2 separate regions of the Homo sapiens genome follow, and region 2 is linked to region 1. The links are chromatin contacts, found by Hi-C in ENCODE. All regions are on one chromosome and are shown on one strand. Each heading gives the region's core, a stretch centred on a gene start or an enhancer-like site at or near the end of the contact. The rest is flanking DNA. Distances are from core to core; before and after follow the strand shown.

Evidence for each region. Hi-C counts contacts between places; a loop is a spot of excess contacts on that map. Pooled maps may share reads with other maps.
Region 2: a loop to region 1 is called in a map of psoas muscle, with 34 times the contacts of the local background. The contact joins two enhancer-like sites. A Hi-C loop is called at or near these places in 1 of 168 maps with a recorded cell type or tissue (psoas muscle) and 2 of 50 pooled maps.

The regions. Positions count from the first base shown.
Region 1 is chr16:73,069,067-73,074,621 of GRCh38, reverse strand. It overlaps a transcript of ZFHX3 not described here. Among named protein-coding and RNA genes, the nearest start is that of HCCAT5, 21 kb to the left of the region's middle. Within about 2 kb of position 3,946, at least 32 of the 41 ENCODE cell types and tissues checked have a DNase peak (open chromatin) inside an H3K27ac peak, as active enhancers do; they include psoas muscle, where a contact is called at or near this core.
Region 2 is chr16:79,586,746-79,592,562 of GRCh38, reverse strand. It overlaps a transcript of MAF not described here. Among named protein-coding and RNA genes, the nearest start is that of MAF, 11 kb to the left of the region's middle. Within about 2 kb of position 2,627, at least 11 of the 41 ENCODE cell types and tissues checked have a DNase peak (open chromatin) inside an H3K27ac peak, as active enhancers do; they include psoas muscle, where a contact is called at or near this core.

The sequences.
Region 1 (5,555 bases), core at 2,697-5,196:
GTCATCATTGTCGTCATCATTGTCGTCATCATTGTCATTATCATTCTCATTATCCTCTCTTCCCCATGGGTACAGCACTGAGTACCAATTAGCATGGTGGGCGTTTATGGAGATGTGTACAGTGAACACTCCATATGGTGCCTATCCTTGGGGAAGCAAGCGGGTCATCCGTAACATGAATACAAATCTACTTATGAATGCATATGCATTTCCACATCATCACAGGTATTCTGTAGTGAAACAAATGGATCTTGTTGCTATTATTTTGGTTTCCGTACAGTTTTACACAAATGCAGGAAACCCACTCAGAGAGCTGAATATGAGGAGCTGGGTGAGGTCACCTCCAACATTGCGCCTGGGACAGGGTCCGCGTGAGGAAGTGAGCCTGAGCCTTCAGCTAGACTCAAAGATGGAGAAAGAACCTCCTTCGTATTATTCTCCAGATACCTCCAAAGTTGAAAGATGCCACAATAAAGGTCATATAATCCTACTGGGTTGGTTGCTTTGTATGATTCTCTCTACCCTCTCTTATATCTTTCCACCACTTGGAGTTTAGTTTGACAAAAACTGATAAGAAGTGAAGAGCACACATTCACTGACAGAGGCATCTCAAACCCACAGCTGGGAGTCGGGAACCTGTGCTTCACCTTACCCTTCCGTACTCATAATTTAGCAGTGGCTCCATAAATGATGAGATATTGAGATGATGAGAATGACATTGAGACTTTCCAGCACTAGTTTTATTTGGAATCAAAAGCCACAACAATAATTTCATTGACCAACGGAGTTATCTACCTAACGATGTCTCAAAACAGCAAGTCCAGGCCGGGCTTGGTGGCTCATGCCTGTAATCCCAGCACTTTGGGAGGCCGAGGCTGGTGGATCAGTTGAGGTTGGGAGTTTGAGACAAGCCTGGCCAACATGGTGAAACCCTGTCTTTACTAAAAATACAAAAATTAGCTGGGCATGGTGGCAGGTGCCTATAATCCCAGCTGCTTGGGAAGCTGAGGCAGGAGAATCACTTGAACCCAGGAGGTGGAGGTTGCAGTGAGCTGAGATCGTGCCCCTGCACTCCAACCTGGGCAAAAGAGTGATACTCTGTCTCAAAAAACAAAACAAACAAAATCCAGCAAGTCCTTGGCCTATGACATTTAGAAGTTTAAAATTAGAACTTGTACAAAATGTTTAAAGCCTGTAGGAAGTTCTAGATTTCCAGCATATCTGAAGAGGATTTAGATCCTGTTGATCCTGGAGAGACATATCTATGACCGACCTCTTCCACCACACCCCTCCCTGCTGTCTTTATACTTTGCTGAAGGAACAGGTCTCTAGAAGGTAGCCTCATAATAACTGGATTCTCTTCTGACTGGCTGCCAGGGCCATTTCAATGGGCATAGTACTAGAAATGTGTCTTAAGTAATAGGAGGCTGGGCACGGTAGCTCACGCCTGTAATCCTAGCACTTTGGGAGGCCGAGGCAAGCAGATTGCCAGAGCTCAGGAGTTTGAGACCAGCCTGGGCAACACAGTGAAACCTCGTCTCTACTAAAATAGAAAAAATTAGCCGGGCATTGTGGTGCATGCCTGTAATCCCAGCTACTTGAGAGGCTAAGGCAGGAGAATCGCTTAAACCCGGGAAATGGAGGTTGCAGTGAGCCGAGATTGTGCCAATGCACTCCAGTCTGGGCACAGAGTGAGACTCCGTCTCAAATAAAAAAAAAAATAGAAAAAGAAAGAAAGAAAGAAATAGGAATGCGCTGGGCACAGTGGCTCATGCCGGTAATCCCAGCACTTTGGAAGACAGAGGTGGGAGGATACTTGAAGCCAGGAGTTCGAGACCAGCCTGGGCAACATAGCAAGACCCTGTCTCTACAAAAAATTTGTAAAACAAATTAGCCTGGCATGGTGGCATGTGCCTGTAGTCCCAGCTACTCAGGAGGCTGAAGTGGGAGGACTGCTTCAGCCCAGGTGTTGGAGGCTGCAATGAGTTATGATCATGCCACTGCACTCCAGCCTGGGTGACAAAGCAAGATTCTGTCTCTAAAAACAAAGAAATAGGAATGAACCCAAACACTGAAGGCAGGTACTATATTAACATTCAGAGTCCCACCTCTAGGTCTTAGTAGGGTCTTCCAATAGGATCCTATATTTTTGATTTTCCTTTTTTTTTTTTTTTTTTGAGACGGAGTTTCACTCTTGTTGCTCAGGCTGAAGTGCAATGGCACGATCTCGGCTCACTGCAACTTCCACCCCCTGGGTTCAAGCGAGTCTCCTGCCTCAGCCTCCTGAGTAGCTGGGATTACAGGCGCCCCCACCACGCCTGGCTAAATTTTGCATTTTTAGTAGCAATGGCGTTTCACTGTGTTGGCCAGGCTGGTCTTGAACTCCTGACCTCCAGTGATCCACCTTCCTCCCAAAGTGTTGGGATTAAAGGCGTGAGCCACCCCACCTGGCCTACATTTCTGATTTTCTATCCAACCCAGTGGTGAACATACCCATCGAAGTACTCATGCCCTCCAGGTAGAATCCCACCTTTCTGAGTGCTGGGGATTATGAATTTACCCCTAAGTAATGACTACTTAATTGTCTCACTCTCATGTGACCCTTCATATCTTCTTCCATGTCCCACTTCCAAGCTAAAAGGGGTATCATCCCACTCAGAACAGCCTAGGGTGGGAGGTGGAAGCAATGGGGCCCATCAGTGTCTGCCTTGTGCCCCTTGGCCTGAGACAGCTGTTCCCTTTGATTCCCAGTGGTGTCACCCTGTGGCCTCACTACCTTGCTGTCCGCTTTCAAAGCAGTTTCCAGGCACACCCTATCTCCACCTTTCTGTGAGAATAAATAAACACTTTGAGGCTCCCATGTCTTTATTAAACATTTCCTCTAAACTGCATGCTCTGGCTCTGTGCCCACGTGCACCAAGAAAGCTGCCCAGGAGCAGCCAAACCCCAGAGCCCTGCCTGCTGGTTCTTCCTATAAATAGGCCTTTGAACAGGCAGGAGGCACCTGCATGGACTGCCACTCCTCCCCTCCTCTCTGCATCCTGGCTTTCCCAGCTCCCCGGGTCTCAGGCTGGGAGGATGCTGAGCAGCCTCCCCAGCCCCTGATAGAATGAGCAGCAGTATCGGCGGCGGCGGCGGCGGCGGCAGCAGCAGCAGCAGCAGCAGAGAAAAGACCAGGAGCGAGTTGCACGTGCTCCCTCCCTCCCTCCCTCCGCTCAAGGCCAGGAGCTGCTGGGACCTGTGGTCTGGCAGTGGGGAAGGCAGGGGAGCCTGGTCAGCAGCAGGGTGGGAAAACGTGGAATGGAGACTAGAAGAAGAGAAGCTGTACATAAATAAAGAAAGAAAGCATGTTTGACCAAACCCCCAACACCGAAATCTCGAAGCTCAGTGGAGCAGGAAATTGAATGGCTGGACTCCGCAGCCTTGCCTGGCCCTCCTCCCCCTACCCCTGGCCCAGAAGACTTTTTAGGCCTCCAGACTTTTTTTTTTTTTTTTAATTTAGAAATCTCAAATCTAGAGAGAAAGAGGAAAGGTGTTTTTAAAAGAGTGAGGGCTCAATGGCCACAGATCTGAAAAAACTGAAAAGCGGGGGGCGGGGGGGAGGGTTGGGGGGCGGGGTAGGGGAGGGAGAAAGAAAAGGGCACCCAGATGTGTGTGTGTGTGTGTGTGTGTGTGTGTGTGTGCGCGCGCGCGCGCGCGCGCGCGCAAGACGGTCTAGGAACCAGCCCGCAAGGGGAAAAGAAAACAAAGGAAAGTGTGACATGAGAAAGACAGAGAAATAAGTGGTGGAAGGCGTGAGTGGTGGGGGAGGGGACCGGGCGCTGGAGAGAGGCAGAGAGGATGGATACCGGAATGCAGGCGGCCTGGGGAGGGAGGGAGGCTCACATGTGCGAGAGAGAGAGAGAGAGAGACAATGATGTCAGCATTTCCTTCTGGATTGGTCACGTGGTCCTTGCCAGGTAAACAGACTGGAAATAGACTCCATAAAGGCAGTGCCTGCCGAGGGAGGGCGGGAGACGAATCCCGCTTCACCCTTTCCTCTCTGCTGCGTCCTCGGCAAGCAGGTTTTCACGTCTGCGACAAGGTGGTCTCAGAGTGGAATTGCATTCTTACAAGTCAAGGAATATGATTCGGAGAGGAAAAGCTATTCGCTTTTATAATTAGCTCAAGGGGTTTGGAAACATTTTGATTAAAAAAAAATAATAGAGGTGGGGACAAATGTGAATCTAAGCTCAGATGCTATGAGTGTCTTGGGCCAGGGATAGCTTATCTTTGTGTCTTCTTTGGAAGGGGCTCAGATGGATCTAGATTAAGGATGAATTGCACGGCCGCAGTTTAGAGTGAAAGGATCAGATGCAATAATTATCAACATTAGGAAACAGAAAATGCTAACAGATTCAATGAGAATACATTAAAAGAGTTTGATACAGTTCAGTGTGTGACCCTGGTGCCCCAGGAAGGAATGGAGACCCCACAACAGAAAAGAAGTTGAAAAAAGGTACAATGACTTTCAAGCAGTGTTCTTTAAAAATGGTATGAAAGGATTCTCAAGCAAAACATGGCAGGAGTTCGGGGCACTTTAAAATGGGAAAGGGACCTCTGGAAACTTTATCTGAAAGCAAACTGAATGAAGCAGGTAATTTTTCCACCTGGAAAGCTCTAGAATCCAAAATGGTAGTGGGAGGAAGAAGTGTATGGATCTTTCTTCAAATGCCTGGAAATAAGGCTTTTGCGTCCATGATGAAATATCTCATTTAGATCACTCTTCGAACAATTTTGGATTGACAGGATATACCATTATGACCAGTTATTTTCTGACCGGGTGGAAATTTGGCCAAAGCCCGTGGGAAGTGGAGTGACCAACTCAGTTTTTCAGAAATGAGTGGGTTCCTAAGATGCAGTTTTAAATGTGGGACAGTCTTAGGTAAACTGGGACCAGTTGGTCACCTTAGTGGGAAGCTAGGAGTCCTAGTCTAGTCTTCATGAATATAATGAGACAATTCACCCCTTCCCCTTCTCTACCCACCAAAAAATAAAACAAAACCACCTTTCATTCTGTTTTTCTCTCATTTCTTATTCTCTCCCTCATTTCTTTTGCTTAATCTTCCCTGATCAGTTTATAGCACTGCATGGCTAATTTGGGTGTGCACGATTCTGTAGACGGACACGTGAGCTGGCAGAATATAGCTAAACTGAACAGTTGGCTTTAGTTGCACCTGGGAAAAAGGAGGGGAAAAAACAAGTGTGCATCATTGCTTCTTCTTTTGCTTCCCCCCTGCCACCCGCTTAACATCCCTTATTGGGGGAGAGGGTGAGAGGCCAGTCAGTATGCACAAGTGTACTTTCAGCCCTCGGGTTAAAAGACAGATATTTGATACCCCTCTCTGTTAACAAAATACGTCACTCTCAAGACTCCCAGCCCAGAGTTATTTTTGCAGCATTATGTAATTGGATTGCCTAGTCAGAAGTACTTCCTTAACAAGGCTTTCAGCAACCTCTCCGTGTGGGCCTGGCCAGTCCTGCCCAGTTACACACACTCATACTTGGGCAGCATC
Region 2 (5,817 bases), core at 1,378-3,877, 6.5 Mb before region 1:
AGGTCCAGCCACCTCAATCAGGATTTGTTTGTTTTGAAGCATTTGCTTAAAAGCGGAGCAAGAGTCTTAACCCAACTTGCCATAACACTGCTTTTCTCGCTTTTGATGTAAATCTTCAAAATTCAGACATCAAACAGCCCCAGAAAAGGGGAATTCTCTCCAGGCATTGCTCCGCCCCAGCTCCTGAACAAACCCAGCTCTGTCTAGCATTTTTTTCCCTAGCGGGGGTAGGGGACAGGGTGAGAGAATTTCAGTCTCCCAGGCTGTCTCATGATTGTTAGGGCATAAAGAAACACAGTCCTGCCACAAATTGGGAGCATCTTTACCCTTTAGAGAGAAACAAAACAAAACTAAACAAACAAATCAAATTGCTTTGCATGAAGGCGTAGCAAATAAAATCTCGGGCTCCCTGTTCCCTGCACCATTTGTAGGAGGTGAGAAATGAGGGAAACAAGAGAAAGGGGAACTTTAAAAGCGGGAGGCCCAGAAATAATCCCTGTTACCAGTCTGAATTTCACTTGCTCCGTGGCTAACGTCAGACCTAGTGTGCATGTATGCCAGAAGTAAACTAGGCTCGGCTGTCCATTTCTTTAAAATATGTTCACATGTTTCCTTTTTGAAAACAATTTTGGGGACTAAACCCAAATGGAGAGATTTGAGGAAATCGTTAATGTCTTAACATTTGAGTATATTTATAAATGTATCAGTCTGTGATTCATAATGGTGACATTTTGGACCAGCCAGACATGTTGTACCAATATTTAAATGGTCACTGCAATAGTTTTATGACATCGTGACAGTATTTTATTGTTTAAATTCGAAGGCCCTCTGTGTGTTTTCCGTAAGTCTGCCCGAAGGAAAAAGGCTGAGATGGGAAGAGCAAACCAACGACGCACAGAAATAAGATCTTTCTATGAATTTTCATCAGAGTCGTACAGTTTTAAGAAACTCATAAAACACATTTTCCACGACTATGACTGGAATGCACAGTTCCTTACACAAATCGTAGCCTCTATTGAGCACCTCTTCTCTTGTTCAACACAATTCGTTTCCTTTTCCTTCCTTTTTACTAAATAACAGTTTTCCCTATAATTAGAACTGTGGATTGCAAAATCACATTCCTCTCTTCTACAGAGATGCACCTTAGATCTTTAGTTACAATTAGAAGGAGCATTAATTCAAGAAAGGAGGATGAAGGAGTCGTGTCTGCTGAGCTTTGGGAAAAAGAGTGGAAGGAGAGGAAGGAGTTTTCTGTATTTTCCCCTGCACTCCTCAACCTGCCCCTCACCCCTCAACCCAGGCCTTGGTGTGAGCTGCAGACCAGTGATTCGCATTCTGAATTTCTCTATTCTAAATATTCTGATTACCAGCCTTGACCGTTTCCAAGCTGAGATTCCAAAGAACTATTTTTTCCTTGTGGTTGGTCCTTTCCGTTAGGGAACAGGAGAAGCGATGAAACCTTATAGAACTGGATAGGAAGGAGAGAAAATCACTCTCCTTCCAGAATCCCCAACAAGGATTGTTGTAAAGGGAACACTGGCCTGAAAAATTAGGTCAGGAGTTCAGAGTCCCTTTTTGCAACCTATAGTTGCCCTGGTTCTCTATATGACCTCATCCACTTCTTGAGGCCTGTAGAAGTGCGTTTCTGACTTTTGTTGGAGGAATTCTGCAGAAGGAAAGCAGGCCGAGGATCCCAGGACAATAGGCAACCCCAAACTAGGCCCAGAGAGCAGAGGAGAGGAAGGGACCTGCCTGCAGAGGCTGGGAGAGTATGGCCCAGACTTTAACACAGGCCAACCTTGGCTTATGACCTCCAGTCACCAGGGGTCAGCTCCAGGTCATTCTCAGAGTCCCCCCAAAACCTCCCACCAAGAAGGATCTGTTTGCAGGGTGACTGACAAGCCGCTGACAGGTTGTGAGCTCTCCACAGAGTCCTAGAAACAACAGTGACGTCCTTAGCACCAGGGTCTGCACCCTTCCCACCTGACTCCTGTCCAATCCCAGTGTCCTCTCCATAATTTCTGACACCTTTTCCTTCCATGCCTGGTCATCCAGGGCCATGAAAGAGCCTCAAAAGTCACTGTCCTCAGGCCAACAAGTGGCAGAAGCTGAGATCTGGGACCCAATAAGTCACCTCCGCCCCACTTTAAGTGTAGACACAGACAGCGCTATGCAGAGGGTCCGGGGAGCATCACTGGAAGCTCAGCTGGAATCTTTAAAGCTGGCCAGAGCTTTTGGTGCAATGGTCTTGAAGCCTGGAATGAAGGAGATGTAGGCAGAGAGGATGCTGAGTTTGTCCCCTCTCCCATTTTCTAAGAACAACCCTCCCTCCATGCCCCCCCATCATCCCCCCCTCCGCCAACCTGGCCCGGGACAGGAACACCGCATCCCAGTCCTTTATGCATGGGTTCTGCGGGGCCCAATAGCCCTGGACATCACTGCCCGAGCCTGGTGGCTGCAGCTGCGTGGGGCTGGGTGTGCTCCCCACCCTCTGAGGTCCCCCGAGGGGCGTACAGTAGGTGCGCAGGGACTGGAGCCCAGACAGAGGGGGCGGGTCCCGAAGATTGCCTGAAGCTACCGAGTCCCTCAGTCCTGGGCCGGGCCTGCAGTCCCAGACCCGCGGCAGTGCCCAGGGAGCCGGTGCGCTCAGACGCCAGCAACGCAGCGCCCCTCGGAGATGCCCACGACGCCGCCCGGCGCCCGGGGGCGCTAATGACGGCCACACCCAGCGCGCCCCAGGGCCCCGCGCCCACCCAAGCTCCCGCACCCCTGCAGGAGCTCGGATTGTGTTCAAATTTGGTTTAAAAAGTCAAAAGGACTGCCCTAGCGCGAGCGAGCTCCGGGGGATATCAAAACTCCCCGGTGCGCCGCTCTCCTGGGTGGGCGGGCGCCTGGAGGGAGGGAGCAAGACTCGGTCCCGCAAGGCTCCGCCCTTCACCTTGAGACCCCCTCACTCCACCCGATCGCGGCCCCAGGAACCCTCTGTAAATAAGATCATCGGCTCCAGATCATTTGATTTTTCTTCTATTAGTTTTCCGGCCCATTTTCCAGATTTTTTTTCTTTTTTCTTTTTTTTTCCTGCTTCGGTTAGAGACAGAGTAAGAGGGAAAAAGAGAAAGGCAAGCGGGAAATCCAGATAGCATGTTTAAAAATCTTTATGGAAATCTCGATACGGTTTGGGGTTTCCGTGGTGTAGTTTGATGCACATTATAAAACAAAGTCAGTCAAGCAAACTTTATGAGGATTGCTCCAACAGCGCCAGGATGAGGGTCCTGCCTGCATTCTTGGATTTCATACAGTTCTAGACACATCTCAGGCATCCAGGAACTGTCTCAAGAGGACAGACTTTTAAAACCACTAATTTCAGAAAGCATCTTTTCCATGAGGGGCCTTTTTCTTAGAGGGACCCTCGGTTTGTGAGAATACTTAAGTTAGGCAAGTATCGTTACACCTTAAAAAAAATCTACTTTTTACTCTCTCCCTCTCTCTTAGGGAAGGATTTATTCATGCACAGATAGATACATTGAAACTAAAACAAACATGTCAGTATCTGAGATGCTTTTTACACTGTCAGATTTTTTATGTAAATCTTGTTTTTCATAGAAGGCGGAAAAACCCTCGGTAATCTTTCTAAGATTTTATCTGTTAAAAGGTGATGTTTGTGTCTTTCCATCTTCAGGCATTCACTCCAATATATTTTTTCATCTGGCTTAAAAAATTTATTTATTTATTTATTCATTTATTTTTTCCTGGGACCCTTTAACACATTAGGGAGGGGGCAAGCTATTAAAAGATAAATCTGGCCCGGTGTGGTGGCTCATGCTTGTAATCCCAGCACTGTGGGAGGCCCAGGTGAGCGGATCACCTGAGGTCAGGAGTTTGAGACCAGCCTGGCCAACCTGGTGAAACCCGGTCTCTACTAAAAATACATAAGTTAGCAGGACGTGGGGGCACGTGCCTGTAATCCCAGCTACTCAGGAGGCAGAGACAGGAGAATCGCTTGAACCTGGGAGGCAGGAGAATCACTTAAAACCTGGGAGGCGGAGGTTGCAGTAAGCCCAGATTGCGCCACTGCACTCAAGCCTGGGCAAAACAGCAAGACTGTATCTTAAAAAAAAAGAAAGAAAGAAAGAAAAGAGAAAAATCTACAGTTCCCACTTTATGAAATAAAAATGATCCGAAAGGCAGACTTCATCAGTCAACTCTGTCCTTTGGTAGACATGCGCAGAGCCTGGGCTGAAACTGCTGTCTTAGGGCAATCTTCCCACGTAAAAGGCAGGTAAGCTCCCTTTGCCAGACTTTCTGTGACTCGGAGCAGTGTGGAGACACATGCTGACAGCCTGCAACACGTTTTCAGGTTGCGATCCCCATGTAAATTTACTGCACTGTGCAGGTAATGAGCCCTTTTAAAATCTTCCCTGGAATATCAGTGCATGCTCCTGTACTATTTAAAGAACTCTTCAATTGTTAGGTAAACAGATCCAAGTGTAAGAGCTATGTGCTCGTAGACATGTGGCTTAGATTACTTCACTGCGGCCCAGCTCGAAAATCTCTCTTACCCCGATGTGAGACCTCCTTTTCCCCCACCATCTTTCCCCAGTAAGTGGTCTGAAAGAAGGTAATATGAACACAGAAACTGCAATGGCTTTTGGACGCTATTCAGGTGTGCAAATAGTATCTACCCCCCCCCCCCTTTTGAAAGTAAATGCTTTGATAACAGGGTGGTTTCCCCAGATGGCCAGAGAGTAGAGGTCATCTTGAAGAAAATGACACCAATGATCTAAAAAGGACATCTACTTTATGAGATTTCAGGCAAGATGCCAAATATCGCATTTAATGAGGCCTGTTTTTTTTCCTCCAAAAATAACGGAGACTATCAATGATATGGTCAGGAAGGCAAAGGGGGCATTTTGCAAAGCCTACGTCCAATTATTGCTCTGTAATAATTTTCTAAAATTGAAAAATGCCTCACAAGTATATGATCTCATGTAAATATTCCTTGCCGAAGCTTAACATATGTTTGCAACGTCCCCAAGGAATTACAAAAATATTCTCCCCACAATCTCTTAAGCTTTTAAACTCTATTCACTGGCGTTTCTAAAAGACTCTGTTGTTTCTAAAGATTAAAAAAAAAGTAATCCTATCGGGGAAGTTTTTTTTTAAAGAGATTAGCCATCTGAACTTCAAATGGAGAACAACTGATACTGATACACTTCCAGGTTTTATCACTTCAGTCTGTTTCTTGTTTCTTTCCTATTATTTTTTGCATAGAAATTATATATTTGGCAAAAAAAAATGTATACTAATACGTAAAGGCGAGTAGTTTCTACCTTAAGATTTGAAAAGCATTTCTATACAAAATGTGAATAAACGCATATAACGTGTTTAGGGCAACTTTGACAGATACAAGGGTAAGAAATGATTTATCCGAGTGCTGTGGGCATAGTCTTACCATTTAGATAAAGGGCATTTGAAGGAATTAGAGGGTTATGTGGAATGAAAATGTAAGTAAAGAAAGATTATATGTTCTGTTACAGCAGCCTAGAGAATTCAGCAGGTGCATGAGCATAGCTCATATTTGTTCGCACCAATTGTAAGGTAATCCAAATAAAAGTGTGGGGGATTAAAGAAAAATAACTGAATATCCATGTTGGAAAAAGAATTAGATTGACTTACTAGTTTATCGCCGTTATTGTACACAGATTTTCTGTGACCATGTTGAATTTTTTAAATTAGATTTTAAATATATTTTGACAGTCCGAACTTCTATATTGTGACTAGCTATAGGAAGAAATGACAGGTCTGCTTTGTTATTAA